Linked DNA regions of Mus musculus: region 2 is linked to region 1. The links are chromatin loops, found by intact Hi-C in ENCODE. Cell type or tissue: left cerebral cortex. All regions are shown on one strand. Each heading gives the region's core, and the rest is flanking DNA. Links, peaks and the distances in the headings are about the cores only.

Region 1 (16,399 bases), core at 4,021-12,020:
AAAGCAGAGATGGGTGAGAGTGAGAAGAGGGGAGCACGAATGTCCTTCTTCCTGTTGCCAAGGCAAGCACACTTCAAGCTGCACTGCAGTGTGTCTTCATTGCAACCACCAGCTTCTTCCTTTCTTCATCTATGTGAGTGCCAAAGGGAAGGAACAACAAAGAAACAGAATAGTGTAATTCGCATCATAATTTATTTATTTATTCAGGATTCTCCGTTTTATGAAAGGAGTGAAGGAAGGGCAAGAAATCTGTTACTTCAATTCCAAAACATTTAGAGAGATTTGTAATCTGGACCAACCCCATTTTTCTAGTCTTGCTCTTATAATCTACTTATTCTAGAAGACAGCTTGGTTTAAATATGAACAATGTATCTGCTTGTTGTGGCAAATTACTTGGCAAAAGCAATTTTAAAGGAAGATGAGTTTAGGCTTGGCTTACTGTTTTGAGGGGACACAGTCAGTCACATAAGGATGAAGTCATGTGCGTAAGAAATGTGAGGACACTGTATCTGCAATCCAAAATGAGAAAAAGAGGAAAGCTCACACTCAGCTCCTTTTCTTTTCTCATTCTTTTATACCCAATCCTTTTAACTTGCAGCTTCATTGAGGGTCACACATCCATTCTAATTAAACCTCTCAAGAAACTCTAAAAACTCATTCAAAATATATCTCCTAGGTGAGTTTAAATCCAGTAACTTAATAGTGAAGATTAACTATCACAAAATTAATGGAAAAATAATTATGCTATTATTTTTCCTCATTGATATATAATTATTACAAACAATACCAGGTTACATAAGAACTGTTTCAAACGTAGAACAGACTATGTGGATATTGAAAAATTTTGCCCCCCTCTGGATTCCCTGCTGCTGTATCCTATCTGCCTCTCTGCAGGCTATTTGGTACCTACCACCTCAGCAACTCTTCTCTTATGCCAGCCTTGTAGGAAGTGAGTCTCCTATTTTCCCATGAGATCATGTGAGGAGCTTCGTTCAAATAGCCTGATGGCTCATGAAGTCTCTTCAGACTCACTTTCTTCATGGGCAGTACTAGTTCTTTTTCCTTCAGGCCCCAAAGAGAAAAGACTATTTCCTGTGTCTGCACATTAAAGAGACCGAAACCAATCTAATGACGTTGGCACAGCTTTGAAGGTCCCAGTGGTTTCCTGACCTGACAGTGCACCATCCCTCTGAGTTCCTCGTTTTACAGGACTGTACAACTCACTGTTCACACATCGTAGAGTTAATAGAACTTTCAGGAAAATCCCTATTTCCCTTTAAGTTTGGATGCAAGTAGATTCTGCATCTCCTACAGCTCAGCTCCAAGGCACATCTAGAAACCTCTGGGGTGAGGATGCTTGAAACAGATCATATTTAGCATGAGCTGGCCTCATTCCTCCTGAGTCAACCCCGAGTGTCAAGAACACCAGCCTGCATCCCCACTCCTGGCTGCCACAGAACTTCATGGCAAAGGTTTCCACAGAAATGAGATTGAAATGTCTAATTAGTTAAATGTCATTGGACTAAGTAACACAATCCTGCAGAGGAAATTCTTCTTGGTGTCTCCTAGGATACTCTATTCTATACTACAAAGACCTGTTGCTTTCTTTAAATGACAAGCTTCTATTCACCGTTACTTATGCCAAGTTTCACTCTTTCTTCTTTCTAACCTCTGAATGTGGTACACCTCTTTAGTCACTCCTGATATCAGAAGAATGGAATGGGGAAAATGGAAAGGAAAAATAAAAACAATAGCAAAAACTCATTGTAAATTACACACGACTCGAAATGTCTTTCAGTTGGCGCTTTATATGTGATTGAATTGTTCTGACCTCAAGTTACAACAGTGTTTTCTCTATGACTAAATGATATAAAGTTTCATAGATGTCCTATGCCCTTGCAAACACAGAAAGCACAGGTGTACTCACAATGGAATTCTGAATATATTTTTAATATGATGTCAAAGAAGTCTACGCACAGATTAAAATCTATAGACCAAGTCATACATAATTTTCTTTAATAAAATTTGTGTTAAAACGTGTTAAAGAAACACAAAATTATTTAAATACTAGAAAAAATCATTGTGTTCAAATAATTTACAAAGGAAGTGTGGCTTTTCCAATTTTACTATTTCCTATAAGCAGAAAATAAGTGATTGCCTCCTGCAATCACCCAGCCTACCAAAGCTTCATTATATTGGAGGCATAGACTATAGATAGGAACCACTAATCATTGATAAAATTTCAAATCTTAGATTCTCTCTTATGAGCATACCTTTAATTACAAACCACATGCCAACTTCAGAATCTGACCATCTGTATAAAATCAATAAAACGGAATCAATATCATATGGATGTTTTAGCAAAAATAGTACCAAAATCTAAGGAATCAAATTTTGCTATTTTGCAAGAATACATGGAGTTTGAAAGGGGGAAAGTAGAATATATATCTGTAATTACAGCACTCAGGAGAAGGATTGGCCTCTAGTATATACATCTATAATCCCAGCATTCAAGAAGAAGGTTGACACCAGGCTAGTCTACACAGAGAGTTCCAGGCCAGCTGGGCTATATACTAGTCCTACAAAATAGGTTGTTAGGTATATACTGGGGGCAAGGTATACCCATTTCTCAAATGTTTCTAAATTCCCTGCAAGGTGGCTCTGTGAATAAGGAACTTAGCAGGTGACCAAGCTCAAGCCACTGTACCTAGATGGTGAAAAAAACAAAGGACTACAGCAATGTGTCCTCTAACTTTCACACATGCATTGAGGCATATGTGCCCACACACATACGCAGTGCATATATGAACACATAATAAAATAAAATGAAATAATATATTCTTCAACTTGTATACTTATGTCTTCTCTATTTATTTGTTTACAAATTGCACCTTAATTAACAATTAGACTAACACAGCTACACAAGAAAGAAAGAAAGAAAGAAAGAAAGAAAGAAAGAAAGAAGAAAGGAAGGAAGAAAGGATGAAAGGAAGGAAAGAAAGAAAAGGGAGGGAGGGAGGGATGGAGGGAGGGAAGGAGGGAGGGAGGGAGGGAGGGAGGGGTGCTTGCTATTGGTTCATAGGGTCATTTTAAACCTTTTTTATGCTCTTACTTCAACTTCCATTTGATCACAGGCTCTGGTCCCCCAGGGACTGTGTGCAGAGGCAATTGAAGCAGTGCCACCTGGCCTTCTCACACACCTTGTCCCTCAGCACTAGGGTTCAAAATAGGTTTCAAAGGGCGCATCCATATCAAGAGGAGTGTATGAAAGTCTTCGCTTTTTTTGTGGCTAAAAGGCTTTTTCTTTTCTTCTCTCACCAGGGGGAAATGTTTGCCTTGAGCAAGCTCCCCATGGCAAACTTCTTTGAAAAACAAATTCTGAAGTCTATTCAGCCTTGTTTCCAGTTCCTTCTAGCTAAAGCATTTAAAGGAGGTGTTGGGACATCACCCACCACTGCCTTTCTGGGAGGTTATCTGGGCCTACGTGATGCATAGACAGAGTTCCCAGAAGACTTTCTAAGTGTCTTCTGGAAAGTGACTCTTTACATAAAACGATTCTACGTGGAACTTCTCTCCCAGAATAAATCTTTCATAAACACAAAATTGGTTCAACCCTCAAAGTCCTCATAATGTTATATTCTTAAACTTCGGTACATTGCGTTCAATATGCAAATGAAACCTTCACACAACTAGTCAATTCATCTGTAAGTTAATAAGAGTTGTTTTTATAATAACGCAAAAAAGTCTGCGCCTACAGCAGTAGAGCCTAATCCACCAGTGAGACAGCGTGAAGGATCCACGGCTGAGACAAGGAGGAGGAGGAGTGCACTTGGCTATTTGCTCCTTCCGAGTAGATTCCACCATCAGGTGGCTTTCTTTTATCGCAATCTCCTTTTCATTTGTAGTTTTCAATAAGTGCTACTCTCTCTACTGTTTAACAATAATTCCCAGATTATTGAAGCACAAGCCCAGATAAAGCTTCACCCACGGACACTAATCTTTCCCTTGACCCATAGTTGAGTGGTAAACAAATTTTGTGTTTATTAAAGATTTATTCTGGGAGAGAACTTCCATGTGGCATCTTCTTGGAGAGTCACTTTCAAGAAGATACTTACAAAGACTTCTGGGAACTCTGCCTATGCGTCACGTAGACTCAGATAACTTTCCAGAAAGGCAGTGGTAGGAAACCCAGATTTATCTTCGTGTGACTAGGTGATGGCCATTCATGAAGATCAAAGATTTAATCTTTACATTTTACAGTTACCCTTACACAATAAGGTTAAATCTTTAAGGATAACTTTCAGTGAAATGTTACCAATTGTATTACTTAGTTCTCTTTCCAGTTATAAAAAACACCAGGGCCAAGAGTGACTTATGGAAGGAAGAGTTGATTTTTGCCTATGGTTCCAAAAGGAAAGTTCAAAATGGAGGGAAAGGGATTGACTGCTACATGCAGGCAAGCTTGCTGGAACCAAAAGCTGAGCGATCATATATTCAATCAAAAACACAAAGCAGGGAGAGCAAACTGGAATCTGAGCGAGGCTATGTAATCTCAAAGCCCTTCCCTTAATGACATACTTCCTCCAGCAAATTAAAGTTCCCAGAGCCTCCCCACATTGCCACCAACATGGGACTAAGTGTTCAAAGAGATGAGCCTGTGGGGACATTGCCCATTCAAATCACCACACCTATGTGAAAAATGCTCTTCTACCAAAAGGAGATTAAAAATATCTATCTAGTGTGTATGTAATTAAGTTAATCAAAATAGTTAACAAAACCAGTTTGCATAGTGGGGGAATGTGGACTCAAAAGCCTGGCTTAAATCTAGTTTAAATCTAATAATATGACCCAAAGTGAATTTTTGAGATTCACATTCACTACATATAAATCCATGAAGAATAATGCCAACACTGCTGTGAGGGAGTGCGTGAGCTCCTGTGAAGAAAAAGGCCTAATTGGGTGATAGTTCCTAGAGCCAATGGGTAGTTTAATGCGCCCATCATATTGGAATTCAGAGTACAACTGAGAAAAGAAATTACACAGAGCTTAAAATGATTTGGCTATATTCTTGGCCACCAGGAATTAATAAATTAAAATTGAGTAGTTTGAAATCAGTTTAATCATCAACCTATTAAAAAAACTTATATTTTGAGCTCAACTTGTGGCAGGTACTATGATGGTGTAGAGGGAACGCAGCATTCAGTCTCTGGCCTGGTACCAAGGGAATACAGCATTCTTTCAGTCACTGACCCGATACAGAGATCAGATTAGATTAGATTTAGATTCGATTTAGACCAGGCTTTTGAGTCTACATCCTCCCACTATGCAAACTGATTTGGCAAACTATTTTGATGAACTTAATTACATACACACCAGATAGATATTTTTAATAACATTTTGGTAGAAGAGCATTTTACACATGGGTGTGCTGATTTGAATGAGGAATATAATCATAGCATTCATTCAGTCACTGGCCTGGCACAGTTCTTTCACATGACCTTGTCAGTGACCCACACTAACCTCTATAGGTTATTCTACCTTCACTTCTTTTGCGGTGATAAAACACCCTGACTGTAAGCAGCCTCCTCGGGAAGGAAAGGGTGATTTGACTTTCATCACTGAGGGCAAGTCAAGGCATGATCTCAGGCAGCTCACCACATCTCATCCACATATGGCAGAGCAACGTCAATCCATGTGCAGGGTGCTCGCTGCTTATGCCTGACCAGCCTTCTTCATTCTGTACAGTTCAGAGTCCAGCCCAGGAAACAGATGTCCCCTCATGCTCAGTGGGTCTTCCTACCTTAATAAACATTAAGGTGATTCCCCCCTCCCCCTACCTCCACAAACAAGTCCATGGGCCAACCTCACCCAGACAATGTCTCAGGCAGGGACTTTTTTTTATTTATGAGTACACTGTAGATGTCTTTAGACACACCAGAAGGTATCAGATCTCATTACAAATGGTTGTGAGCCACCATGTGGTTGCTGGGAATTGAACTCAAGACCTCTGGAAGATCAGCCAGTGTTCTTAACCTCTGAGCCATCTTGCCAGCCCCTCAAGCAGGGTCTTCTTTAGGATCTCCCCGCAAAGTAATTTCAGGTTGAGGCAAATTGACATGTAAAGCAGCTAGAACGATAGTCAAGTACAAAATTAGCGTTAGTAGTCTACAAGTGCTCTAAAAAACAGGGCAGAGGCACATCTCAGCAGGAATTAGCAGGGACATTCCCATTGCATGGAAGACACACTAATAGAGATGATGAGAAAGAGAGAGGTAGAGAAGAAAGCCTGAGTGAAAGTGACTTGTGTCAAAGGGACAGGTTCAAAACTGCCCTTGGAGCAGGCACATCCTTACTGAAGCACACAAAGAATTCCTTATTGCACAACACTGTATGTTGGCACGAAAGTCCACGTGAAGCAGTTCCATGCTGACCTTGTCTTCACTGAGGCAGGAGGATAAACATTGTCTTCAAAACAACCTGATTTGGAATTGGTGCTCATGCCCAGGCCATAGTTCCCATCCCTTAGACTTAACTACAGTCCACATTTAAAGTTCACCTTTTAACATACACGCGCACGTTCTGCTTCCAGCTTCATGGGAAACATTTGATAGGCGTTGCCCATCTAAGATGCAAATCCTAGTTGTACAATGAACTAGCTGGGAGACAAAGGGGGTCTAGAGGATGACCTCCTCTGCAGGCACAGCAGGATCTTGCTGATAGCAGAATAATGCACCTCACCCACCACTCTGCGCAACGGAAGATCCCTAGCATTCCCTTCTCTACCATAAAGACAGAAGCCAAGAATGACAGGGAGAGTTCATTTCCTTGCTCTGTCTGGTAAAATAAGCGTCAGGTTGAATTTGTAAATAGGCTTCCTGAGTATTTTCCTGTCTTCTGCCTCAGGTCCCTTTAGGCAACAGTAGAAAGACCCCTAGTAATGGCACCTCAGTACACAGGAAGAGGGATCTACAGGGCACAGAGAGAGATCTACAGGGCCTTTTGGTCCTTTGGGTGGGCAGTCCCTCTGCCGAAGAAGAAAGCGTCCCGCCCTGCATGCTGGCTTAAAACTTAAGGGCAAAACAAAACAAAACAAAACAAAATCAAAAAACAAGAACAAACGAAAGACAACTTCCCCAAACCAAGCAGATTTCGGGAATCACTACAGGACATTTGTGTGAACAGTCGGAGTATTCAAAGTCCAGGTTGATACAGAACCTTCTCTCCTAGGTTCCAGATCCCAGGTTGTCATGGGATATGTTAGTTTCTTCGTTGAGTAAGAAATAAACAGCTTTATGTGAGACACAACTCTGAACTAGGACTGCCCCTCCCAGCGGTCAGCTGGGGCTGATACTGTCCAGGCGTCGCCCAAGGGAAAAGGTTGTGGCAAGGTCGCTCAGAAAACGCGGGAGGAGTCTGGCGTTGATTGATGCTGGGAAGGGACCGAATGAATAAAAGTACTTGTCTGGGGACAGCAAAGACCCCGCTCAAGCTGCTGAGGATCCGCTGCCTGGCATTCTCTCGGTCTTTTGTCAGAGCCAGAGCTGCATTCAGTTGCGAGAGGCCTGTTTAGGAGCAGCTGGACGCCTGCTGAGAGCCGCAAGCTCCCTAGGGCAGTTGACAACCTGGGAAGGAGGTTCCCTGCTCGTGGCGCTGCTCCTGGTGCTTCCAATCCGCACGAGGTAACGAACCATCCTGGTTTAGCTTTGAATTAACATCTGTGGCTGAACCGTGCTTTGGGGCTTCCGCTTTGCTTAGTGGTTCGGGGGTTTTTTAATTAGTAAAACTTACACACGACAGCGATTTAAACCGAGATTGGGTTGTAAGGCGAGTGTTTGAAGTCACTGGGACAGCACAGAAGTTGGTGCTGATCTGTTATTCTCTCGGTTCTTGGCTGAGTGCATTGACGTATGCCCTTGGCCGCTAGGTGCCTTCACTCCGGGTCCCCAAGCTTAGCTAAAATTGGGCTTGCTTCTTCCCGGCACATACGAGTGTTCTTTCATTGGGACACGCACCCTCCCCAGTCTGGAACACCCCCTGCCCGAATGCTCCTCCCCACCGACTGGTCTACGGCAGGGCTGGGGATTAAAACTCTGCGAGCAGGGTCCGGGAGGAGACTGAATGCAGACCAGCGGGTGGCGTGCGCCCAAGTTCCCCACTGGCGCGCAAACTTAACTTACTGTTAAGGCGCGGGTAGAGGCAACCGGGCTAGTGTGTTTTCAGAGGCTTGGCTGGGGTAGCTGACTTAAGTGTCCTGTCTTCACTCCCCAGTTGGTCTCCAGACTGAAAACAGCAGAGCGGCTACCAGACTCTCACAGGAGCAAGCTGTAACATGCAATCGCCCGCAAGCCGGTGCGGACGCGCCTTGGTGGCGCTGCTGCTGGCCTGTGGCTTCTTGGGGGTATGGGGAGAGAAAAGAGGATTCCCACCTGCCCAAGCCACGCTGTCACTTCTCGGGACTAAAGAGGTAATGACGCCACCCACTAAGACCTCCTGGACCAGAGGTTCCAACTCCAGTCTGATGCGTTCCTCCGCACCTGCGGAGGTGACCAAAGGAGGGAGGGGGGCTGGAGTCCCGCCAAGATCCTTCCCTCCTCCGTGCCAACGAAATATTGAGATCAGCAAGACTTTTAAATACATCAACACGATTGTGTCGTGCCTCGTGTTCGTGCTAGGCATCATCGGGAACTCCACGCTGCTAAGAATCATCTACAAGAACAAGTGCATGCGCAATGGTCCCAATATCTTGATCGCCAGTCTGGCTCTGGGAGACCTACTGCACATCATCATAGACATACCCATTAACACCTACAAGGTAATGTACCTGATAACGAACGATCTGAGGATCTGGAAACCAAAGGTGGGGTTGTAAGCTGAGTGGTAAAGTGGCAATCTTTAAAGTATTGGTGGTGGTGGGGGGGGGGGGTTAGACACTTTCTCAAGGAGACTGCTCCTCTGCCAATAGTGACAATTGAATTTGAACGAGATTTTCCTGCGGGTTTTCTTAGCCTCTGACAAGTGTAGCTTTCCAGGTAGTGACATTGTTACTATTGGAGATCTGTTAGGAAAGAAGAATTCAGATTCCCTGACCCAGGGTCACTGAATCAGAAGCTCTGGTGAAGATGACAGCAGTGATACATTTTAAAAATCCTTTGTAACTATGACAACATTTAACAGTTGGGAATCACAAGCCTGGAAGTCAGTCTTTCTAGGCACAACCTCTTAAAAGTATGGTCCCCAAAGTGGGATCATGAATATCGTCTGGGAGTTTGTGAGGAGTGCAAATCTGCCCCAAACAGAGTTTGCATCTTGGGTGTACAGATGATTCATGGGTAAGGTAACTTTGGAAAACATGGTTTTCAGGACCCAGAAAGCCTGTCAGTAAGATTTTAGGAAACAATTGGCTTAGGCTAAAGGGGCCTAGAATGGTAAGTAAAAATGTATTTCCTTGATTCGAGTGGCCTTGGATACTCTTCATGGAATTAGTGTCCTGGTCCAAGTGTCAGGTTAGATGCATGACTTCCTTTATCCATTGTGGCAACCCACACATTGGCAGTTATTGCCATTTTACACGTATAATAAGATGTTCAAGGGCCCTCCATGAGTTCAAGGTAGAAAGCAGGCTCTAGTACCTCAGATTCCCAGATGTAAGCTTTGCGACATTATCTCTGATATTTCATGGTAATGCATAAGACACGGTCAGGACAGTGGAGAACTCCGTAATAAAGTCAGTAAAATTGTCAGTAGTAAGCAATATGGTGGTTTGCACAGCTATCAGAAGAAATAGGCTCAGAGAAGAAATCGGCTCAGAGGACAAGGCAGGACATGTACATCCACGCTGTTGACTCCAGGTGGTTTTAGAAGTCAGTACAGCATCCTGGCATGGGGGTCTCCTTCTCTTCTATTTCCCGATGCAGCTTCTAGTGCCCACCTAGGGGGTGTTTGTGATGTTAATAAAAACAGACTGACTGGGCAGTGGTGGCACACACCTTTAATCCCAGCACTTGGGAGGCAGAGACAGGTGGATTTCTGAGTTCGAGGCCAGCCTGGTCTACAGAATGAGTACCAGCACAGCCAAGACTACACAAAGAAACTCTGTCTCGAAAAACCAAAAATAAAATAAAATAAAATATTTTAAAAAACCAGACCGAATAAAAGGTCCAAAAATGTTTAGAGTTGTGCAACTATGTAGCACTTCTTCCCACTGCCATCAATAGAAAGTCACACATAAACACCATACAGGTATAAAGGAATGAGAATGTACTTTGTCCACTTGCCAAAGACCAACCCAAGCCTCTGTGCTATGCAAGGAGCTGAGAGTATTAGGATGGGGAAGGTCGGAGAGCGCTCTGTAACCATAATGACATGAGTGGTTACCTTAAGGCAGCCTTTGAGATTGCTCTTCATTGGTCCCTGGGAATCCTGACCCCAGTAGCCACATTTTAAGGGAACTCCAGACATTTCTGAGACTTAGAGATGGGACATAGATTAGGATCCAAACCCTGGAGAGAAACACTACCAGAAATACAAAGGAGAAATGCTAAAACTCTGGGACAGCAATCACCTTTGATGGCCTCTGAGAATTTGCCTGGAGACATATAAGCTGAGAAGTTCTTTACATGTGATCAGAGGTGGCCCCCTTTTTTAGAGTAGCAAGATGGATCTTTCTTTCCATGGTGGCCAATGAAAACAGTCCAGTTCAGCTCTTCCAAACTGAACTGGGAAGCTTTACAGTAGAAAATGTAAAATAACTGAATCAGATTCCTCCCCAAAGAGAAGATTATAATCTACTTTTGCTAGCTTTGCGCAGAAAGTCCACAGAATTCTGTTTTGGGCAGGCTTCATTGACCTACACATTGAACCAAGCTAGAAACTCCTTATGTCAGCCAGCCATTGAACTGTTGAGTGAAAGGCAGAGTTTAGAACCTCATCTTCCCGTGTGTTCCCACTAGACCACATATAAGTTGATTCTTCCTGGACCATGGTACTTTCTGCCTGGTCAAATGACTATTTGGATTTTCCTGGTGAATATCTGACTGAGCACTGCTGGTCTCCTTTCCAGTTCCTCTATTATTTCCCTGGGAAGTCACATTCTTTACCCCAAAGCTATTCAATGCACTAAAGCTCACTCCTAGAACCGACTGATGAGTCACTAAACTTAGTCATCTACATCTGTCTGAAAGAAACTCAAGTCATCAGCTTAGGTCCCACAGGCAGGAGTGTCAACATGATCTCCTGCAAACCCACAGTGTTGCCTTGGATTTGGTTTGAGGCTGTAACAGTGGCCTCTGTTTCTGGGGCATTATGAACTCATTTTATTCATTATATTACTCAGATAAAGTTACACAGAATGTATGGCTCTCAACCCCGATTTAAGTCACCGAGGAAGTGAAGACCTTATTTGCCCAATATCACAGCGCTGGAAAGTGATTCCTCTTGACTTGAACCCAGTGTATCTGGTCCTAGAACCAGTAGCCTTCCCTATCACACTGCATCAAGAGTGCTAAGGCACAGCTCGCCCTTTTTCCAGCCTGAGCTTCATCAGGACCTCAGCTTGAGTACTTGTGACTCATGGTCGTATTAAGTAAAGACCCAGGCTAAACCTTTTCAGAATTCATCTGAAATGTCAGATTTGCAGCCTGGAAGTCCTCTTGGATAGTCTAGATTATACAGTATAGTGGATAGTCTAGATTATACAGTATAGTGGATAGTCTAGATTATACAGTATAGTGGATAGTCTAGATTATACAGTATAGTGGATAGTCTAGATTATACAGTATAGTGGATAGTCTAGATTATATAGTGGATAGTCTAGATTATACAGTATAGTGGATAGTCTAGATTATATAGTGGATAGTCTAGATTATACAGTATAGTGGATAGTCTAGATTATACAGTATAGTGGATAGTCTAGATTATATAGTGGATAGTCTAGATTATACAGTATAGTGGATAGTCTAGATTATACAGTGTAGTGGATGCTATCCTAAAGTCTATTTACCAGAACACCTGAGACGAGTTAAAAGTCATTTGAGTCCCCTAAATAACTGTAGCTATCTGTAACTTTTACAAATACGTTTTTAGAGCTTTAGAACATTGGGCATTATAATTGCAAATGAATAATTTTAGTGAGTTACGGATGCTATTGTAGATGGCGTCTAAAGGGATAGCTTTGAATTGCTAAGCAAGCAAGTCTCTAACTCTTTGACAGCCTGTTAAGCCCCTCTGGAATCAGACTCCATCAGCACTTCTATTACTATGCCCTAGAAGGTCAGAAGTGTCCCTCTGAATCTCTCACATTCATCTGAAGGTCAATTATGTAGAGTTCAGTGATGCTGACAAGTCACACCATGTCACAGCTCCTGTCAATCCTTAAAAGTTGTCTAAAATACAGGTGGCATCTTGCATGAAGTCTTATCTGCAAGGAGCTGACTACCTTATGAAATCTGCCCACCCCGCCTCACCCTGCTTGCCCCACCCCGCCCCACCCTGCCCTGCCCTCCTCTGTCCTGCCATGCTTCTTCTCAGAATCTGGGTCTCTAGAAACTTAGTTGGAGCCATTCTGTGGTGTCCTCCATCAAGAGGACCCTGTGTTGATGGCGAGGGAAGAGTCTCAGGACAGCAAGCAAGTTGCAGATACTAAACACTTTTAACACTCATGTAAATTATGTGTGAAACAATAAATCTTCTGAATCTTTCACATTAGGATGCCTGGGCTATGCTTACATTGAAGAACATAAAAAACAGTCGAAAGCGGGGGAAATCCAACCATCCACAGTGTGTATTTTTAATATGACACACGGATACAATACCAAATGTTATGTGACTTCGTAGATAAGTAAGTAGACAGATAACATCTGGCCCTGGTCTTGGTGCATAGTAAGCAAATAATAAAAAGCTATCAGAATGTTTGCATTCCTGTGTTAAAATAAGAAGGGAAGCTGATGTTTGGAGTGTTCTTCTTTTTCAGTTTTTGTCATTACAAACATGACTACAAGCATCATAATACATACACACACACACATTTGCACACATGTGTATGTCTAACCTTATCTAAAGGATACATCTTCAAACTTCAAGTGCTAAGTCAAAGAGTGTATGTACTTGCAGCTGATATAAGTGATGTCACATTATGTTATTACTGTACCCTTGGTTCTGATCACTACCTTCGATATATCTCCAGGCACATATCATATCTTAACATCTGGGTTATGTTTTTGAGTCACCATGTCCATGATGATATGACATGGTGTATATATGTACAGTGGACTAAAAGCTACTATTCAAATCCCCAGCGTAAGGCTTAATCTCTCCCTATTCACAAGCTACTTATATACTTCCTACTTATAAAATGATGGAGGCATCTACTTAGTTGCAAATAAAAGCCATAGTGTCTGACTACTGAGCTGTGGTAGCCCAAACATCAAAGCTGTGTAGGAAAGTTGAGAGTACATCTGGATACTAACGTACTGTAGGATTACTGGTCGTCTGGATTGTTACATTGACTTGATTCAGCTCAACAGTAATACTTTTAAAAGACTGAAGACTCCTGGGCATAAATTTTTAAGTTCTTGAGAAAATAATGAGCTTTGGAATTAATTGTTTTGCTTAAAGATATAAGTCTCTTCTGTGTTGTACTTATAAGAATAACTGAGTATGTATAATTCTCAATAGCTTCCTTTTTTGTGTAACCAAGTTGAACTTTTTCAGACCAGGTTGCAAACTGGAAGGTAGGTTGGATTTCTCCATTAACTATTGTGATAAGGATCTAAATGTAGTCCACGTGCACTGTGGTCAAACTTAATCGAGGAAAACGCTGGGGTGCTGTTGTGCAGTCTTGCTGTTGTTGAGACTTTGTGTGCCACCACCATAGAGAGAACTATGGATGCATAACCCTGCTAGACAACATTCCTGATCTTTAACATTTAACCTGCTAGGTTGGAACACACTTAGCATTAAAATGCAGGCATGTCAAAATGTAGCAGTGCTACCCTGAGCCCAAAAATTAGTTTTGAAAGAGATGACCTTGGCAGGTAGGCAGGCATTTTCTGTTTGTGACATTATCAATTATCCTTGTGGGCTAGCTCTCTTTTCTCACTATCCCTGCATAGATCCCTTGCGGCTCTTGACAGCTTTGAGTAAAATTAACTAATTAGAAAAGTAAATATTGAGAGACCAGCATCAGAGTTACCTCCCAGTGAAGCTTAAGGGTACACACACACACACACACACACACACACACACACACCAATACAAGAGTGGTCAGCATCACTGGCAGGGCAGTATCATCCTCCAAATTTAGCAACAATGCTCTCATTACCAGTCCAGTAACTGAGATATGTCAGTTATATCTTAATTGTGATTAAAGACACAGAAATGGCAGAAACATTTTGTGCCAAAAGTGAAACCAAGGTTATCTTTGATATTTGCATTTAAAGTTAAAAGAAGTATAAACAAAAACAAACAAACAAACAAAACAAACAAAAAAACCCCAAAGTGTCAAAAATTAAAAGTACATGAAAATTATTCTCTTTGAAAAGGAGCAAGTGGGAAGGCTATTGTGTCTGGGTGACGTGGGATCTATTAACAAACATCTTGATGTTCTGATGTCCATTCAGCATAGCAGCTGCAGCAGCCAGTGACAGATCAATGGCTGTACACACGTGATGTCCTGCATAGGCTATCATCAGATCATGGGCCATTCCTCTTTACAGTTTTACAGATGTCTAAGTAGAACCAGTGGGAAAGCCTTGCCCTTCTGTTTGAGGGTGTTGGCCAAACCAAATAACAGATCAATAGCAGATTCAAGTAACCCAAAAACTTGAGACACAGTGTCCCCACTGTTTCGCATGTTGGATGCAAATTCTTGTGGCAAAATGGTTAGCAAACACTGGGAGCTGCACAGTGAAAAATTATGTTTGCCTTTGATCTGACACATGAACACTCCACGAATCGAAGCCCCTAAAAAGGTTAAGTAAAGTTTCTTGGGATGTTGTGTGGCTTTGCCTCTCAAGGGTTTCACATTTTTTTTTCTTTCCTTGCTCACATAGAGTGAGTTGTTCAAAACTGAAAATATTTCCATCGTTGTACAAAATGATGGCATGGCATGCTCCTGTGTCAGGGCCAGGAAACCCTGTTCTTCATTTCACAAGGAAAACCGTATAAGGTTATCCCTGTGTGGCTAATAGGCTGTAGTTGATTCTTTTTAGAGAAACATGTCAAATGTTAATAAATGATTAAGTGATTTAGAGTGTGTTGACAGAGAAAGCCCAAGCTGAAATAAGATTTTAGCTGTAATTTATGATGTGAGGCAGTCCCCTCCAGAACTTTGCAAAGTCTTCGAGAGGTTTGTTATGTTTGGAGATACGCGCCACTATGGTGTCTGAGTTCACCTTAGCCAAAACATGGCTGATATCAGCCTTCTGTGTCCTCATGGTTGATAGTAAGCAGATATACTGTTGTTCTTTCCCGGTAGACTCTCCAACGAACATACAGGAGAACAAAATCAATTAATTAGTTAATTATACTTTTAAAAAATCACCAACACTGGGTGGAGAGTGTGGGAAGGTGAATGAAGAGTAGAGATGGAGATGAGGCTAATGACCATCATTCTTGAGTCAAAATTTTATCAGCCAAGTTGACAAGCATTTTCCAAGCAATCCTCCCTCTTTGGGGCTCCTGCTCCCTCCCCTGCTTCAGTTTCACTGTGGATTCCAGAAAGAATACGAACTAGCCTCAGAATGGATACACTGTCCACCGCCTCTCCGGGTGATTGAAAGGGCTTTTAGGTGCTGTAGAATTCAGACATCTGACAGTAGGTTACCACTGTCCCATGGAAGAGTACATAGATGCCAGGCCCAAGCATGGCATGACATGACTCAATAAGCTCGCTTGAGTTCATTGCACCTGTGTTTTATCCTAAGTCCTGTGGCTATGAGGACTCCCGTTCTTTGTAGTCTCTTGGGCATTTGGCAGGGATGGCTGGGGAGATCTCCTTAGGAGATCCAGCTTAGAAAAGTGAACCTAGCTGTTTTGTTATTTACCTTAGCTGTATCTTAAGGATATATATAATGTGCCAAGAAACCTTTTAAGCACAAATCGTTTGCCTGCTACAGACTTAGAAATACTTCATTTTGATAATAATAGCATTTAATAATATTTAATGTAAACTTGAATGCCTCCTGAAGCCATTCAGTATTTTCAGATCTCTGATTTTCCTAGACATTTGTCACCAGCACTTTATTTAATTTGTCACTGCAAAGTCAGAGTTTTATTCAGTCGTAGAAATTTTCCACAGCCTTGTGAATAGATGAAACAGGTTCCCAGAGCCTCTGCTTTACACAACTATGAATGTCGATGTCTTGTTGGGATCTACTTAAGCGCTCTCCTGAGACACTAGTTG
Region 2 (16,399 bases), core at 4,600-12,599, 65 kb after region 1:
TTGGCATTCCATATAATCTGGTATCTAGATAGGTATCTTTCCCTAGAGCTAGGAAATTTTCTTCTATGGCTTTATTAAAATATATTTTTATGTCTTTCGAGTGAAATTCTTCTCCTTATATGCCTATAATACATAGATTTTATCTTTTTATGATGTTCTTACAAAGTCATTGTATGTCCACTCATGCATTTAATTTTTTTATTATTAACCTTGACTGAATAATCCAATTCTCTTTTTTGTGTTCATATCATGATATTCTGTATTTCACACATAATCTATTCTATTGACGAGGCTTCCGATAAACTCTTTGGTAAACTCTGTATTTGACCTACTGAGCTTTTCTTTTCCATCATTTTAGTTTTGTTTTTTAAAACATAATTTAAAAAGAGTAAAGTCAATAGAATTTATTTAATCATTAACAAAAGGTTATGACAATAATAAGACTTGCTCAAAAAATTTTGGAATGCCCATACACTGTTGTGACAGAGGCTCTGCCATCTTGTATTCGTGCTGAGTCCATTTCAGGTTTAAGTAGAATTTGATCCTCTTGATGGAGAATCCCATGGAACATTACCCAGCTCTGCTTTAGGAATCCAAAATCAAGATGCCCAAATTAACTTATCTCTGGTTCTGTTAAACCAGTAGCTTGCTTCTGTGAAACTCCCCCGCGATGGCCAAACAAGATGCCAGAGTGTGGGTTTATGTTAAAATACCCCATGCTCTGGATGCACAGGGCCACACCTGGATCCCCAAACACCTGCGTGTAATCCGAAACAGCTGGAATAGAGACTTCCAGTAGGCTGAAACTCTGTGTCTGAGTGGTCATCTCTGGTAAGCTCCCCATACTTTACAAAAATAACAGGAATAACTACATGAGTGTACAAATGTATTCATGTTTCGTTTATATTTACAATAGAGAGAATTTGATAAAATTCATCTGTATTCTATGGACAAAATTATCTACTTACGGTCACTTTTACAAATTTGTAAAAAAAATTGTGTTTTTAATTTGCTTAAAGATAATAAAATAACAAATAATCCAATGGGGTATATTGTGTATACTCAACATTTTCTGTACATTTCTTTAGGTTGGGAGGAAGGAAAATATTACTTTCAGTATAATATTAAGGAGAAAACCTAGTTTCCTAATCCATATTTGCACATATGATTTTATAGGAAAAGACATGAAATATGAAAAAGGTGAAGAGCTTTCACAGTTTTATTAGTCACTGTAGTGCGAACTTCCCATGGCCTCAAGTAAGCGTCCCTCCATCCCTCCCAGTGTCAGTCAGGGCTATCTGGTCTAATAGGAGAAAGAGCAGTGCCTATGCCAGGTCTGAGATCTCGCTAAAGCTTTGAGCTTCACACCTGCTCAGTAGAGATTGTCCAACTCCACCTGCAGTCACTTCTGAAAAATGGTCCTGAATCCGTTCACTTGATTTCCTGATTCTTCAATGGTTTAATCTCAAAACCAAATTTTGACTGCCCCAAAATTTTGTGTGCATTGAAATTTTTTATTATTGGAAAATTTTTACTATTCTAAATCCACTAAATTCTCAGAACAGTTTGCTTTGCTTTAAGCTCGTCTTACTATTTTAAAACTGAAGTGATAAACCCTTCCTGCTATTTCTGGCACAATACTTGTAAAAGTCCAATGATTATTTTTGTATATAAAGGAAGATTTTTTTATGTCTCAGGAGGTATAAGAATTATCTGAAATGCAAGATTGGATCTAACTTTTTTATTAAACTTATTAATTGGCACAAATACTTTATCTATTTTTATAAAGCCCAAAACATTAAAACAGGATCAAGTAACATATTAGGTATTAAAAGAGGTACAGGGAGCTAGAGAGGTGTCTCTGTGGTCAAGAGCACTGGCTGCTCTCTCACGGGACCTGGGTATGATTCCCAGGACCCACATTCCAGCTCATAACAGTCTGTAACTCCAGCTCCAGAGGCTCTGAAGCCTGTTCTGTCCTTCAGGGGAACCAAACATGCATCATGTGATGCACAGACATACCACGAAGGTAAAATAACAATGCTCACAAAAATAAACAAATAAATTTTAAAAGGTAAATAAAGTGCAAATAGACTGAATGCTTTATGAACAATAAAAAAGACAAAAATCAATGCATTCTTAATTAAAGTGGAGATAGTTTGCTGACAGATGAAAAAACAGTTTGGCAGATTGAGATAGAAGTCAGCTGTACGTGTCTGCTACGATTATGCTCATAGAAATGACGTAGGTGGGCCGAGTTCTTTGCTCCGTAAGTGGCTTATGCTGAGGCTTACCTGAATCTGCTGTGCTGATGTAAGAGGACCCTGCTCTGGTTCCTAAAAGGATCTACAGTTTATTCCTATCACTGCTAACTTCTGTTATTTACCAAAGTGTCTCACATTTCCGGACTGTCTGTGCCTATAGCAGCCTGGGTAGTACAGGAAGAGGGAGTTTACGGTTTAGGGGAAGCAACAGCTGTTGAATGTCTTAAGGAGGGAACCAAGAACAAAACAGACTTCTGGTGACCATGCAAGCAAGCAAGTCTAAGAGATAAACTCCTGGTGATGTGACTCATTTCTCTTTCAAGTAAACTTTGTAACTTCAGGCCCTCTAATTTTTGGCTAAATATTTAAATGCACCTTTAGTGACACCATCTCTGGACATTAAAACTTAAATTCTCCCAGCTTGCTACAGAGAAACATTAACTTCCAAAAATAACTTTGTTAATTACTTTTATAAGAAGATCTGGCGTGATCCTTTGAAAATAAATATTGTATCCATCAAACTGTCTAATTAGTTTAGACAAGCCATGAGCCATGAACATGTTTGAAAGACCAACATTATGAAAATGTTGGGTTTGCTGAATAATTTGGAGAGGGGATCAACTTGCTTTGCTTTTTGTATTGTTTTGTTTTGCTACTAATAATCATATTTTACTGCATTCCCATAAGACTTGGAATGGTCTAAAATATACGGCCAGGGATCCTTCCATTTTAGTTGAAAAGAAAAATAAATAAAGCAGTTGGGATTAAACATCTTTCAAATATTTTCTTTTTTTTTTTTCTATTTTTTGCATTCGCCTTTTCATTTTTCATTCATCCTTCAAAACCTCTAAGCACGGGCAATAAAAGTATGAGACAATAAGAAAAGAGAGAAGGCAGAAAGGAGAAAAAAGAGCAAAAAGGGAAAGAAGTAGGGAGGAAGCAGAGAGGAAGTAGGGGGAAGTAGGAGGGAGTACTATAGAATTGATTGTCTGCGGAGCCAGGTTTTAGGAGCAGCAGTAACTGATTCCAGCTAAATTAAACAAAAACCAGAAAATTCTTATTGGATGCATAGTGGGGAGTTCACAATATGGTGAGTAAACTTAGACTCCAGGGTCAAAAAGAACAGGAATGAAGAACACCATCAAGGAAACCTCCCGATAGAGATGGTCAGGCTCATAAGCTTTCTGGTCCTTCCACCATGGCATCCTAGATAAAAATACAGAATATAGAGTCAGTACAACCTAGTTTGGGATAAAGTCCTACCCCACAGCTACTGAGGACCCAGGTGCATCATGTCCATGGGGAGATCTGGAGAAAGAAGATGGCGGTACTTGTGGAAGTGATGGAATGATGGAGAAGAGAGTCTGTACAAGAAGAATCCACTTGAGTGGGGAGCAGAGAAGGATTGAGCTCCTTGGGTTTTGTTCATATCCATGAATAAAGCGCATCATATTAGGGGTTCACTTGTCCATCAGGGAAGATTCTTGGCGTAAATGACTGGCAGATAGAGAAGCAAATGTTTCTCAGGAAGTGTAATTTCAGAATAGTAATGTCACCAAAAGATGCATCTTCTCATTTAAAATTCCAACTGGTAGCTAATTTGTGTGTTTGTGGACATTATACATAGAAAAGCAATCAGAATTAAAGTTGTGTGTGAAAGTTATTGTGCAGTTTTGCTTCCTTTATTTAAACTCAATAATGGGACTCAATACCAAAACATTTTGTGCTCCTAAAACTCGGCAAAAAATAATGTTAGTGATAAATCATTTCATAATATACAGATATAAATTGTATCATGCATACACAAAATGGTTTACTCTTTTAATAAATATCCTTTATTTATTTATTTACTTATTTATTTAGGTATTTTTAAGAGTTATGCCAAGACAAGTGTCGATATAAACTGGATGAAATTTTCATACAATTACAACTAGTAGGATCCAGATTCAAATGTTTTTGTTACCTTAGTGTTTTGGAAAATGACTGAAAAAAAAAATCATAGGAATTTTTTCCTAAGTCTTACTGAAATTATAACCTCTGTTTTTACATTTTAAGTATTCTTGAAAAATCCTAAATATTTCTTTCCTCAAATCCAGTTTCTCATATACAAAATTAAAAGAAAGAGAAACTTTCATGAAGATAAGAGAATAATAGTAAGTTATGCCACAAGGAAGTTGCTCTGAAGGCTCTTGTATGTATAAGTAGCAGGACGAAGATGGGAGCTACTTCAACAAAAGGTGAATTAGAGTTTTGGGCAAGCCAAAAACAAACAAGAATTTCATGTCTCCTTGATCTCTAATTATTCTCATTTCATTTCTGATGTTGTGATACAATGTCTGACACCCAGAAACTTAGGGGAGAAAGAGCCCAGGAACCAAACTCTTGATCAAGCACAGGGGGCCTTGATGAGCAGAGACGGTCTATGGTTTTAGAGCTTTATTGTAGAAAGGCAGGGGGAAAGAGAAGGTAGAAAGAGGGAGAGAGGCCATGGAATAACACTGACCACAATGGGCTGTATCTTCCATATCGATTAACGTAAAACAATACCGCCGCCAGACACGCCCACAAGTCAGCTTAATCTAGACAAGCCTTCATGGAGAACATCTTCCAGATGGTTCTACATTGTGTCAACTTGTTGGGCAGTGGGCGTGGGGAAACAAAGGGAGTGGGAGAAGACCCACATCCCGCCAGAGTTTCGGTGCTCTGGGAGGGCAGATGCAGAAGAACTGCCGCATGCTTTCCACGGGGGCCCCAGGTAAGTGTCTGGCTGTGTGAATCCACGGAATCCCAGCTCTGTGGGGGAGGGGGGTGAACAAGGGGCAGTTCTAGGTAACAGGTTCTCAGTCCCAGGCATCCCAGACACTGCTGGACACCATGGAAGACTTGAGATCAGTCATCTCTGGAGCCGAAGGGAGGAGAGGGCAGGGGAGAGGGGGAGCTGGGTAGTCCCCACATGGGCGAGAGTCCTTGGTCCCGTCTGTGGCTGGAGCGTAGGAAGGCCTTCTGGAGGGAAATTAGACGCAACTCATTAGGGGAAATCCTATCCCATCATTCAAACACAGCAGGCTTTGATGAGCAGAGATGGTCTATGGTTTAAGAGCTTTATTGTAGAAAGGCAGGGAGAAAGAGAGAAGGTAGAAGGAGAGAGAAAGAAGTTGGCCATGGCTATGGGGAGAGAAGGGGGATGGGAGGGAGAGAAGGACAGCTAGAGAAGTGAGTAAGAAAGGTGAGAGCTAGATGAAACTTATAGAGGAGAAAGTGGGGAAAAGCCTCAAAGATATGGGCACAGGGGGGAAATTCCTGAATAGAACGGCAATGGCTTGTGCTGTAAGATCGAGAATCAACAAATGGGACCTCATGAAACTGCAAAGCTTCTGTAAGGCAAAAGACACCGCCAATAAGACAAAAAGGCCACCAACAGATTGGGAAAGGATCTTTACTTATCCTAAATCAGATAGGGGACTAATATCCAATATATATAAAGAATTCAAGAAGGTGGACTCCAGAAAATCAAATAACCCCATTAAAAAATGGGGCTCAGAGCTAAACAAAGAATTCTCACCTGAGGAATACCGAATGGCTGAGAAGCACCTGAAAAAATGTTCAGCATCCTTAATCACCAGGGAAATGCAAATCAAAACAACCCTGAGATTCCATCACACACCAGTCAAAATGGCTAAGATCAAAAATTCAGGTGACAGCAGATGCTGGCGAGGATGTGGAGAAAGAGGAACACTCCTCCATTGTTGGTGGGATTGCAAGCTTGTACAACCACTCTGGAAATCAGTCTGGCGGTTCCTCAGAAAATTGGACATAGTACTACTGGAGGATCCCGCAATACCTCTCCTGGGCATATATCCAGAAGATGTTCTAACTGGTAAGAAGGACACATGCTTCACTATGTTCATAGCAGCCTTATTTATAATAGCCAGAAGCTGGAAAGAACCCAGATGCCCCTCAACAGAGGAATGGATACAAAAATTGTGGTACATTTACATAGTGGAGTACTACTCAGCTATTAAAAAGAATTAGTTTATGAAATTCCTAGGCAAATGGTTGGACCTGGAGGGCATCATCCTGAGTGAGGTAAACAATCACAAAAGAACTCAAATGATATGTACTCACTGATAAGTGGATATTAGCCCAGAAACTTAGTATACCCAAGATATAAGAGACAATTTGTAAAACACGTGAAACTGAAGAAGAACGAAGACCAAAGTGTGAACACTTTGCCCCTTCTTAGAATTGGGAACAAAATACCCATGGAAGGAGTTACAGAGACAAAATTTGGAGCTGAGACAAAAGGATGAACCATCTAGAGACTGCCATATCCAGTGATCCATCCCATAATCAGCCTCCAAACGATGACACCATTGCATACACTAGCAAGATTTTGCTGAAAGGACCCTGATATAGCTGTCTCTTGTGAGACTAGGCCGGGGCCTAGCAAACACAGAAGTGGATGCTCACAGTCAGCTATTGGATGGTTCACAGGGCCCCCAATGGAGGAGCTAGAGAAAGTACCCAAGGAGCTAAAGGGATCTGCAACCCTATAGGTGGAACAACATTATGAACTAACCAGTACCCCGGAGCTCTAGACTCTAGCTGCATATGTATCAAAAGATGGCCTAATCGGCCATCACTGGAAAGAGAGGCCCATTGGACATGCAAACTTTATATGCCCCAGCCCAGGGGAATGCCAGGGCCAAAAAGTGGGAGTGGGTGGGTAGGGGAGTAGGTGGGGAGGGTATGGGGGACTTTTGGGATAGCATTGGAAATGTAATTGAGGAAAATACCTAATAAAAAATATTAAAGAGAGAGAGAGAGAGAGAGCAACGAGGGGCCAAGCAGCCCCTTTTATAGTGGGCTAGACTATCTAGCTGTTGCCAGGTAACTATGGGGCAGAGCATACCTGCTATAGTCAGATAACTGTGGGGGTGGAGTCTAGCCAGAATGCCAGAAGCTTGGGACATTGTCTGTGTGACTGATAGTCACACACTTCTCCTGTGGGGGCTGTGGGGGCGTGGGGGCGGGGTGGGGTTGGTGGCGGTAACTTCAACAGGAGCCAGGGGTCCAGGAGACATGATCGAACACCTTCCATCCCGTGTAGGTGTAAGTCACTGCCCATCGGGTTCCCGGAGTTCCAGACCTTTGCTCGACTGGAGACCAGACTGTCTGTGCGCAGCCCACTGCCCCACATCAACTGACAATTTAAAATTAGGCTTCACACTAACCTCCTCCAGCTTCTAGCTTCTAGTTCTCTGACCTTATTAAGTTATTTAATCTCTTTGAGCCTTAATTTCTTTCCTAGAAAAGCGTTCAGTGTAGTTTGGACGAGTTCCTCCCAAGGACTTAATGGATGAAAGTGTGGCCCCCACTCCATTAGGCTAATGGGAAGTAGTAGGCATCTTCAAGAGGCGGGGCCTAATGAGAAGCCTATTGGTCATTGGGCTATGATCTTGAACAGGGTTGTTGGGCTGTGGTCACTTCCACTCTTTTGTGTATCCCTAGCTTCGGGGTACCCATATTTTCTTCCCTACACATTCCTACTATGGTGTTCTGCTTCAGCACGGCCCAAAGTACAACAGAACCAACTGGTCATGTCAAAAGAACCCATTTTTTTAAATTATTATTATTTATTTCAGTAATAGAAAGCTAACTACCACAAATAGAAATAATAATATTGATCACTCCTCAAGATTTTTATGAAGATTAAATACGTAAATGTAACATGTGTGCCATGGTGCCTAGCCTGTTGTAAGTATTGTAGTCATTAAAATTAGTAGCAAGAGACCACAGAAACAAAGATCCTATTTTCAGACTGCGGAACTGTGCTTTGGGTAGCTAGCTACTTAACTATCATATAAAATAGAGGCCGAGCGTAAAAAGCATCAGTGTAAACTTCCCACCCAGTTCTCCTAACCTCGAACCTGGCAGATGGCGCTAAAATAAACAATGAGGGTGCTGGTGAGATTCTCTATACAGACAGATTGTCTCCATTCCAGCATTTAAAGATACTTACAGGGCTAATTTCCTGGTGAGAACCCGGAAAACTCCAACTCTCTTCCTTATTCATTCTACTCTCCCCTCCTCCCCTCTCTAAGACAGACACACACACACACACACACACACACACACACACACACACAAGCAGTACTCCTCACAAGCCATGTAAATGAAAAGAAGCATTTAATAGAATGATAGCCCACCCAAGGGAAAGGGGGAATAAAGAAAGAAAAGAAAGAGAGAAAGAAAAATGAAGAGAAGGGAAATAGGATGAAATCTCTGGGAACCCAATGGCTGTGATTGGTACCACTTTCTACCCTCCCCTCTGCTCTCCACCACTCACAACACGAGGCGATTATCGGTGAGTTCTACCGCAGCGCACCTGCCAGTTTCCTCCAGAGCACATGAAGATGGCCAGAGCGCTACTTATGTAAGAGCTTCTTAGCCTTCTTAGTTTCTCAGACTTCTGAGTCTGAATGAAATCCACAGTCTCTCCCCCTTGCCAACCTTCTCTTTCTGTTTATTTCCAAGAAGAATTAAAGCGCTTTAGCCTGTTTGATTTTGGAAAAGAGTGCCCTTTGATAGAGTGGAGTCCTGTCTTTGACCCCAGCAATCATCATAAGGAGTGTGGCTAGTGCACTTTTAGAGAGCTTGGCAGCCACAAAGCCAATCCATTGTTAAATCAGAACAATAAGGACATTTATCCCCTGAACAAGACAGTATTAGACTCAGCCATTTAGATGGACAGGAACGAACAGGGCACTGACTGTATTTGGCTTGGAAAGAAGTGTCTGAAAATTAATCTTCAACTGGCCGGAGAAAGGGGGATTCCATGCAGCTCAGTTTCGTTTGCCCCAGTGTCCTTTCCGAGAGTGAAACAAAACGTGACTGTAATCGTGGTTTATATTAGCCTTCCGAAGGAAACTTGAGATTAACTGGGAGATTTATTTATTTATTTATTTTTACAGCAAAACCTTCATAGCAAATTCTGTGGGGTAACAGATGCAAAATAAGCCAATAAGCACAGTCAAAACTAATAATCCCAAGGGAGTCGCACCAAGGAGTTCCACACATGCGTTTGCGTTTGCGTGGGAGCTTTGGCAGCTGGAGCCGGGAAGAGTCTCCCTGATGCTTCCCTGCCTGCCGCTGAATCTCCAGAAAGGGAGATGCTGTGTCTTGTCATCACAATACCTCTTTCTGTTAAATGGTTTAAAAAATGTTTGACAAGCTCATTACAAAGCTAGCCAAGGAAGGCTTCTCTTCCCTTCCAGGGATTAGAGTCTGGAAGCCAAGCCGCAACACCGGCCTTTGTCAGCGATTCAGGCCACATTAGCAAACGAAAGCGTTTTACAGACAGACTAGACTCTGAAGGAACACTGGGGCCTTTGTGGCTGCTTCTTCACACGGTGCTAATGGACATTTCACTGAGGGAAAGAGGGTTCACTGAGGGAAAGGGGGTGCTTCCTTGTCCCTCGAACTTTGCTTGTCTTCAGCCTAAGACCCATGCCAACTGAGTTATTTCTGGGGCCAAAGTTTGATTTTTACAAACAATTATTTACAACCTTCATTGTGGTAAGATAGTCCTCTCATCAGATCACAAAAGGCTAATTCTCTGATTTCTAATTAATTGGGAAGAAGTCAGCTAATGTAACAGTCTTTTTCTCAAGTGCGTCCACCTACACAAAGCTGTTAGCCAAACTGCAGCACAAAAAAACAAAAACAAAACAAACAAAAAACAAAAAACAAAAAACAAATACCCAAAGCTTCAGACAATGTCCACTGGGCTCAAATTGAGAATTTCTCCACAAAATGAACAATGCTACAAGAACGGATTCTCAGGCCAGTTCCCCTTTCCTCTTTCACTTGGCTTGCAATTATCTTCCAGAGGGCTAGTTTCTGAAAATTAACCCTTTCTCACCCTTTGCTGCTTCCTTCATGCCCTTACATTCTCTCCCTAGGATTCTAGCAGCTACTGACTGAGCAAGGAAACACCAGTCGTTGCTCATGGCCCTGTGAAACAATCTCCTTTGGAAAAGGTATAGTACCACTCGGTCTGCAAGTTAGTTGTTTGAGTGGATTTTCTCACATCCAAATGCAAGAGTTGACTCACTCTCTCTGGATCACATACTCCTTACAATCTGAAGGCCTGTCATATAACTCGTAGGCACGACATAACTGGATAAGCTCCGTAGTAGTTGAATGACTGGATTGAAACATTACCTTGTAGAACAGCAGTCCCGACCTGTGTGTCATGACCCTCTGGTGGGGCTCTCAATCAGATCTCCTGCATATCAGATATTTACATTGTGATTCATAACAGTAGCAAAATTACAGTAATGAAGTAGCAACACGAATAATTTTATGGTTGGGAGGTCACCACAGCAGAAGGAACTGTATTTAAGTGTCACAGCAATAGGAAGGTTGAGACCACTGCTGTAGAAGGAGGGGGGTGCCAATTTTGTAGCTGTGTCAGTCATGCTGAGGTGGGCTTTGTAGTGAGGAACTACCCTAGTCACTCATGCTTCTAAAAGGAGTCCTCACTGATGAGTTTGTAAGCAATCCCAATGAACTCATCAGCTCAACACGGTGGGCTTGGGTGGAATCAATTCTGAAGTCTGTCACTATTGTTATTGTCTGAGGTGCTAGAAATAACCTCATGAAAAGTGACACAAGAGGAAAAGGAGAAGGGTGGTTTAGTACTTAAGACTGTCACTCGTGCAAGGATTAGAGTTCAATTCCCTGCAGCCCACATTTCCCTCTAACTCTTAGCTCCAGGGAATTGGACATCTGACTCTAGTCTCTGTGGGGACATGTATATACATACACATAAGTAAAAAAAAAAGAAAATAAATCTTCAAAAATAAAAGAAAAAAATCACAAAACTACCATGGGGACATTTAGAAGTTGGATGCAAGACGTCTTATTTGTATATATGTTTTCAGGGTTGGCAATTTGTTATTGAAAAATCAAATGATGTGCTCCTCTGTGGGATACTATTTCCCCTACTTTCAGCATCTTTTAGTTGCCTGTAGTTCTTATGTATAGGGTTGAGGCCTCATGGGCTTTTCCCAGTACAGTTTAGTACGACCATTAGAGTTGTCTCTGTTCAGCCCATGTTTGGACAGTTGTGTTGGTGAGACTTCTTGGGTGTAGCTTCTGGCATTATTAGGAGACATAACCTCACAGCAGAGTTCCTGATATTCTGACCTTGGCAACATCACCACCTCTCCTGCAATGTTCCCGGGGCTTTGGATGCAGGGGTGTTTTGTAGAGGTATCAGCTGGGAATAGTTCTACCACTCTGCATTTTGATTGGTTGTGTTTTTTTCTGTAGTGGTCTCCATCTCTTGCAGAGAGAAGTCTACTTCATGAGGGGTGAAGATTACCCTTATCTGTGGTATAAGGACAAATGTTTAGATTGTTGTTAGGGATTATGCTGGCTTAATAAAGTAGTAAACGGATGTTTTCCACTAATATCTATGTCTTCACTAACACTCACTGAGTAGTTAGCTATACCAATCATAGTTTTCCTCTTGTTGAGCAGGTCTTAAATCCAATTAGAGAGCTGTTGGCTATGTGTTCCACTACTATACCCTTAGGGTTATCATTATACATACAAATAACTGAGTAGGTTATATTTAGGAATGTGTGTGTGTGTGTGTGTGTGTGTGTGTGTGTATTTAATAACAACTAATTTTTAAAGGTCATGGATTTGGAAGAGCAAGGGGCACACAGGAGAGTTTGAAGGGAGGAAAAATGTTATGATATAATCTCAAAATTCTTAAAGCAAAAATATGTAGAAAAATACTTCTTTGACAAACTGTTTATTTGTGACTATTAATTGAAACAGACATTTAATGTTTGTGTGTCCAAACACAATGTACTTTAACTTAATATTCTATAATTATTTTCAGCCTTCTAACAGAATTCAGTCAATTGAATTTCCTTACTTGACCCTATTGCTTGCTCAACTCTCTTAAAAGTTTGCCTAAGATTTCAGAGTCATCTTTAAAATAAATGATTTTACGAAAATGCAATACTTGCAAGAGCTTCCAAAAACAAACTTAGTGGAAGATTCTAGATTTAAAATTTTTCCCCCAAACAGACTTATCTCATTGAATTCAAATTTAAAGTCACTTTTAAAATCCCTCCTCTTTGGGGTGTCTTCTGTGTATTTTCTATCTGCAGTGGAAGGAATGGAGGCACAACTACATGTTGTAAGGGCCACAGCAACAGGCAGAACACCCTTAGTCTCATGAACTTTAACCTTCTCAACTCTGATTTAAAACAAACAAGCAAAAAGATCATTGGGAAAACAATGAAAAATAATTCCAGAACAACCTGGTATGAAGCAGAGTTGAAGTTTATTACTGATTTTAGTCATAGATTTTAATCACAAGGGTTAAGAGAAAGAAATGAAGGCTCAAAATAAAAGATGCACCTCAATGCACAGTGTGGGCTTCCCTGAGAAGATAACAATTGTGTGGGTATCTCAAGGGGTTACTGGGACCTTTTTTCTTCCTCCCTTCCCCTCTTTTTAGCATATAAATGAGATTGAATGGTGGCTCTGGAAGAACCTTGAGTAGGATTATAATTTAATTAAATAAAACCACGGGGGGGGGGGGGGGACACAACTAGGTTACTGGGGGGGGGGGGTCTAGGTGATGGTGAGTTGCTTTCTGGTGAGACTCCTTGGAAACAGCACCTTTACAGCTGGGGTGAGAGGCTTAAGCAAATGTATTTTATGTTGGAATTTTTGCTGTTTGAGAATTTCATACATGCACATAATATGTTTTGATCAAGTCCTATTTTATTCCCCCCACCCCCCACACCACCATGTCCTCTTTTGAAAAGGACATGTGTTCTTTTGAAAAGCTCACGGAGTGAACTTAGAGCTACCTGTTACAGGCATGGCTGTAGGACCATTGACTGGAGCCTAGATAGCCTCTCAGGGGCAGTACACCTAAAGAAAACTGGCTGGCTGTCTTCCCAGCGGCCACCAGCCACCAAAACCTTCTTCACTAAGGGTGGGACTTTATCTGAGTTCATCCGATCCTGGTCTTATTCAGGCAGCCAAAGAGCTCATCTGTGCAACTATCCTATTGAATCTGAAAACACATTTTCATTCTTGCCTGGTAAAAGGTTTCAGCCAAGGCGAGGAGTTCCTTTCCTTCCCATGTCCCTAACTTTCCCTGTCTTTCTCTCCTGCCTCGCTTTCTACAGAAAAACTTGCCTTTCACACTGCATTTGTTTAAATATCTAATTAACTTGTTCAATTATAATGACTATATCCATAGTCAACCATTAAGGAACCTGCACAATCCTTGCAAACGTATACTCCAATGAATGGGGACTGAAGTTGAGCAGTATAGCACCAAGTGGCCTGGCTGCTTTTCTGCCGCACATGAGCAGCCATCAGCATGCTTAGAAAGTTAATGGAGGGTGGTAGCTACACCACCAAGCGTGGAAGCAGAAGCAGTTAGGTCGTCAAGATAGCTTTTAATACATTGCTCAAGCTACTGTATATGACTTGAACTTTCAGTAACGACTAGAGAGTCTGTTCACCTTGTGGCAGACCAGAGGTCAAGGGAGAAGAAGGGACACAGACTGGAATAACCTTTGAATGTGTGTCTTTTCGGCCCTACATCCTCCAGTTAGGACCTACTTGTTAACATTTCCAAAACTTCTCAAAATAGCACCACCAGATAGAGACCACAGAAGTGATATATGAGCCTTGTGAGGATCTTTTATACTCAAATCATAACAAGACAAGGCAGTTTGGAAATGAAGAACAAAGTTAAACAAAATTAGAATCATCTAATTTTGAAGCACTCTCTCTCTCTCTCTCTCTCTCTCTCTCTCTCTCTCTCTCTCTCTCTCTCTCTCTCTCTCCCTAGCTGTGTGTGTGTGTGTGTGTGTGTTTGTGCATGTGTGCACATGTGAGGTTGCATGTATGTGCGTGTGTCTGTCTGTCTTTGTGTGTGTGTTTATGTAGGGTTTTGATAAGTGTTTCAGGCTAGCCTTGAAATCTCTACATAATTCAAGTTGGCACTAAAATCTAGACCCTCACACCTCAATTCCTGAAAATACTGGATAACAGGTTATGTACCACCATGCTTGGCTTATAAGGCTACATGTCAATAGAGTTTTATAGGCATAAGAATAGGCATATAAATCAAGAGAAAATTGTGTGTAGAAGTAAGCACTTGTATTTAAGGTCACCGGCTTTCAACAGACAGTTAGGGAAACTCAATGAGACAAAGTTTGACATAGTTTACAGTAAGTGCAGTGGTTATGAGTGTATATGTACAGGAAAATGGAGAGATATGAGTCCATGCCTATCTCATATCATACAGTTAACAAAACATATCAGATCTGAATGCCAAAACTAGACTATAACAGCTAAAGAAATAGAAACTTCCAGAAACAAGGAAAGCCCTTGTTATCCTAGGTTAGACCAAAATGTCTTACGTAGGACACCAGAAGAGTGATCATTCAGTGAATTGTCCCGGACAAGTAACTCCGTATTTTGAAGTACATGAATTCCACATTTAATGACAGAACAAGGTCTTGACGCTATCTATTTATTTCTGTTTTAAATTAGTTACATAGTATCATTGCATGTGTGAGTGAGTGAGTGTGTGTGTGTGTGTGTGTGTGTGAGAGAGAGAGAGAGAGAGAGAGAGAGAGAGAGAGAGTGCATGTTACACATGGAAGTTCATGATGTAGTGAGAAGCCCTTGCACACACTTACATACACATGCCGAGAGTAGGGGTCATTGACCGAGGTGTGAAGAAATTGAACTGCTTCACAGTGCTGGTTTCAAATACAGGTAAGACACCGTAGAGATGCCTTAAGAAATCACAAATAGACCTACAATGCACTCCATCTATCCCACTACTGAGTATTTAGCTCAAAGAATTAACATCAGGGTCTCAAAAACATTATAGCATTTCTGCACTCATTGGACTTCTATCCAAAGTAGCCAAGGTATAGAAACATAAGGGTTCAGCCACAGATTAATGGAGAAGGAAAACCATCAGGTACATGCAATAGAAGAGAAGCCACATTGACAAACATGGATGAACTGTGAGGTCATGCCAAGAGAAACAAGCTTAGCACAGAGTAAATAAAGTGTGGTTCTATCTGAAAGAGAAATATAAAATATTAACCCTCAAGGAAGCAATGAATAGATGGACAGTCTCCAGAGGATGCAGAGGAGAGGGAACTCACAGGCTTTGTCAGGAAACGCCAGATACAGAAGAGAAATGAATTCTAGAGATACAGTGTGCAACAAGGTATCTCAAGATAATGATATTGTATTTTATACTTTATATTGTATTTTATAGAATAAAATACTTAACAGGACTCATATAAAATGTCTAACGCATTCTGAAAATACATGGATACTTTCTCAGTAAACATAGTCTGAAGCTGAATGATCTGAGTTAACTTAGTGTTTGTTGAGTTGGGAAGATGGCTGAAAGTACTCGCTGTACAAATATGGAGACAGAATTGGCATCACCAGTACACACCTAAGAGGCAGATGTGGGTGCCCATGCTTGTAAAGTCAGCTCTGGATTGGTGTGAGGGAGGAGCCAGGAGTGTCATCACTGGAGCAGCCAGCCCAACCCTGAACAGCTAGCCCAACCCTGAACAGCTAGCCCAACCCTGAGCAGCTAGCCCAACCCTGAGCAGCTAGCCCAACCCTGAGCAGCTAGCCTAACCCTGAGCAGCTAGCCCAACCCTGAGCAGCTAGCCCACCCCTGAGCAGCTAGCCCAACCCTGAGCAGCTAGCCCACCCCTGAGCAGCTAGCCTAACCCTGAGCAGCGAGCTGAAGGTTCCCAGGGACTCTGCCTTAAGGTTAAGAAAAAGTGATAGTTCAGGATGTCTGATTTCTCTTCTGGCCTTTGCATGCTTACTCATTGTTGCTCATACACACACACACACACACACACACACACACACGCTGCATAGGTTCATTCAAAAACTAGTTAATGGGTGTTTGCTGAGTACTAGTCAGCCACCAGGAAGGATTTAAAGATGAGTAAGACAAGAATTTGTCTTCTTAAATTTCAAAATTTCATAATTTCAAAAAGTTTTTAAAAAGAAAATTTCATATTGTTTAC

The links. A loop is a pair of places that touch in the nucleus more often than their neighbours do. Peaks named below come from ENCODE experiments on the same cell type or tissue, not always from the same donor. Only the 100,000 strongest peaks of a DNase experiment are listed, where the experiment ranks them.
Region 2: it touches region 1 in a loop (2.0-fold over the local background); 5 of 42 quality-filtered maps call a loop at or near these places.

What each region holds. Positions count from the first base shown.
Region 1 is chr14:103,835,407-103,851,805 of GRCm38, reverse strand. It overlaps Ednrb (endothelin receptor type B), which reads left to right and starts at 7,330. Exons shown (of 8, transcript NM_001136061.2): 1 at 7,330-7,679; 2 at 8,269-8,812. The coding sequence starts at 8,330. Gm35197 (a long non-coding RNA gene) reads right to left here. Exons shown (of 3, transcript XR_383715.2): 2 at 1-129. In left cerebral cortex, for the core only: a CTCF peak has its summit at 7,970; DNase peaks (open chromatin) are centred at 7,581, 8,178, 8,601 and 11,164; H3K4me3 peaks cover 1,541 bases.
Region 2 is chr14:103,771,320-103,787,718 of GRCm38, reverse strand. The region is part of intron 1 of Gm35197 (a long non-coding RNA gene); the gene reads right to left. Gm35116 (a long non-coding RNA gene) reads right to left here and starts at 8,800. Exons shown (of 2, transcript XR_874924.1): 1 at 8,614-8,800; 2 at 3,300-5,267. In left cerebral cortex, for the core only: no CTCF peak of the experiment used is centred there; DNase peaks (open chromatin) are centred at 8,932 and 9,507; H3K4me3 peaks cover 1,107 bases; H3K27ac peaks cover 1,664 bases.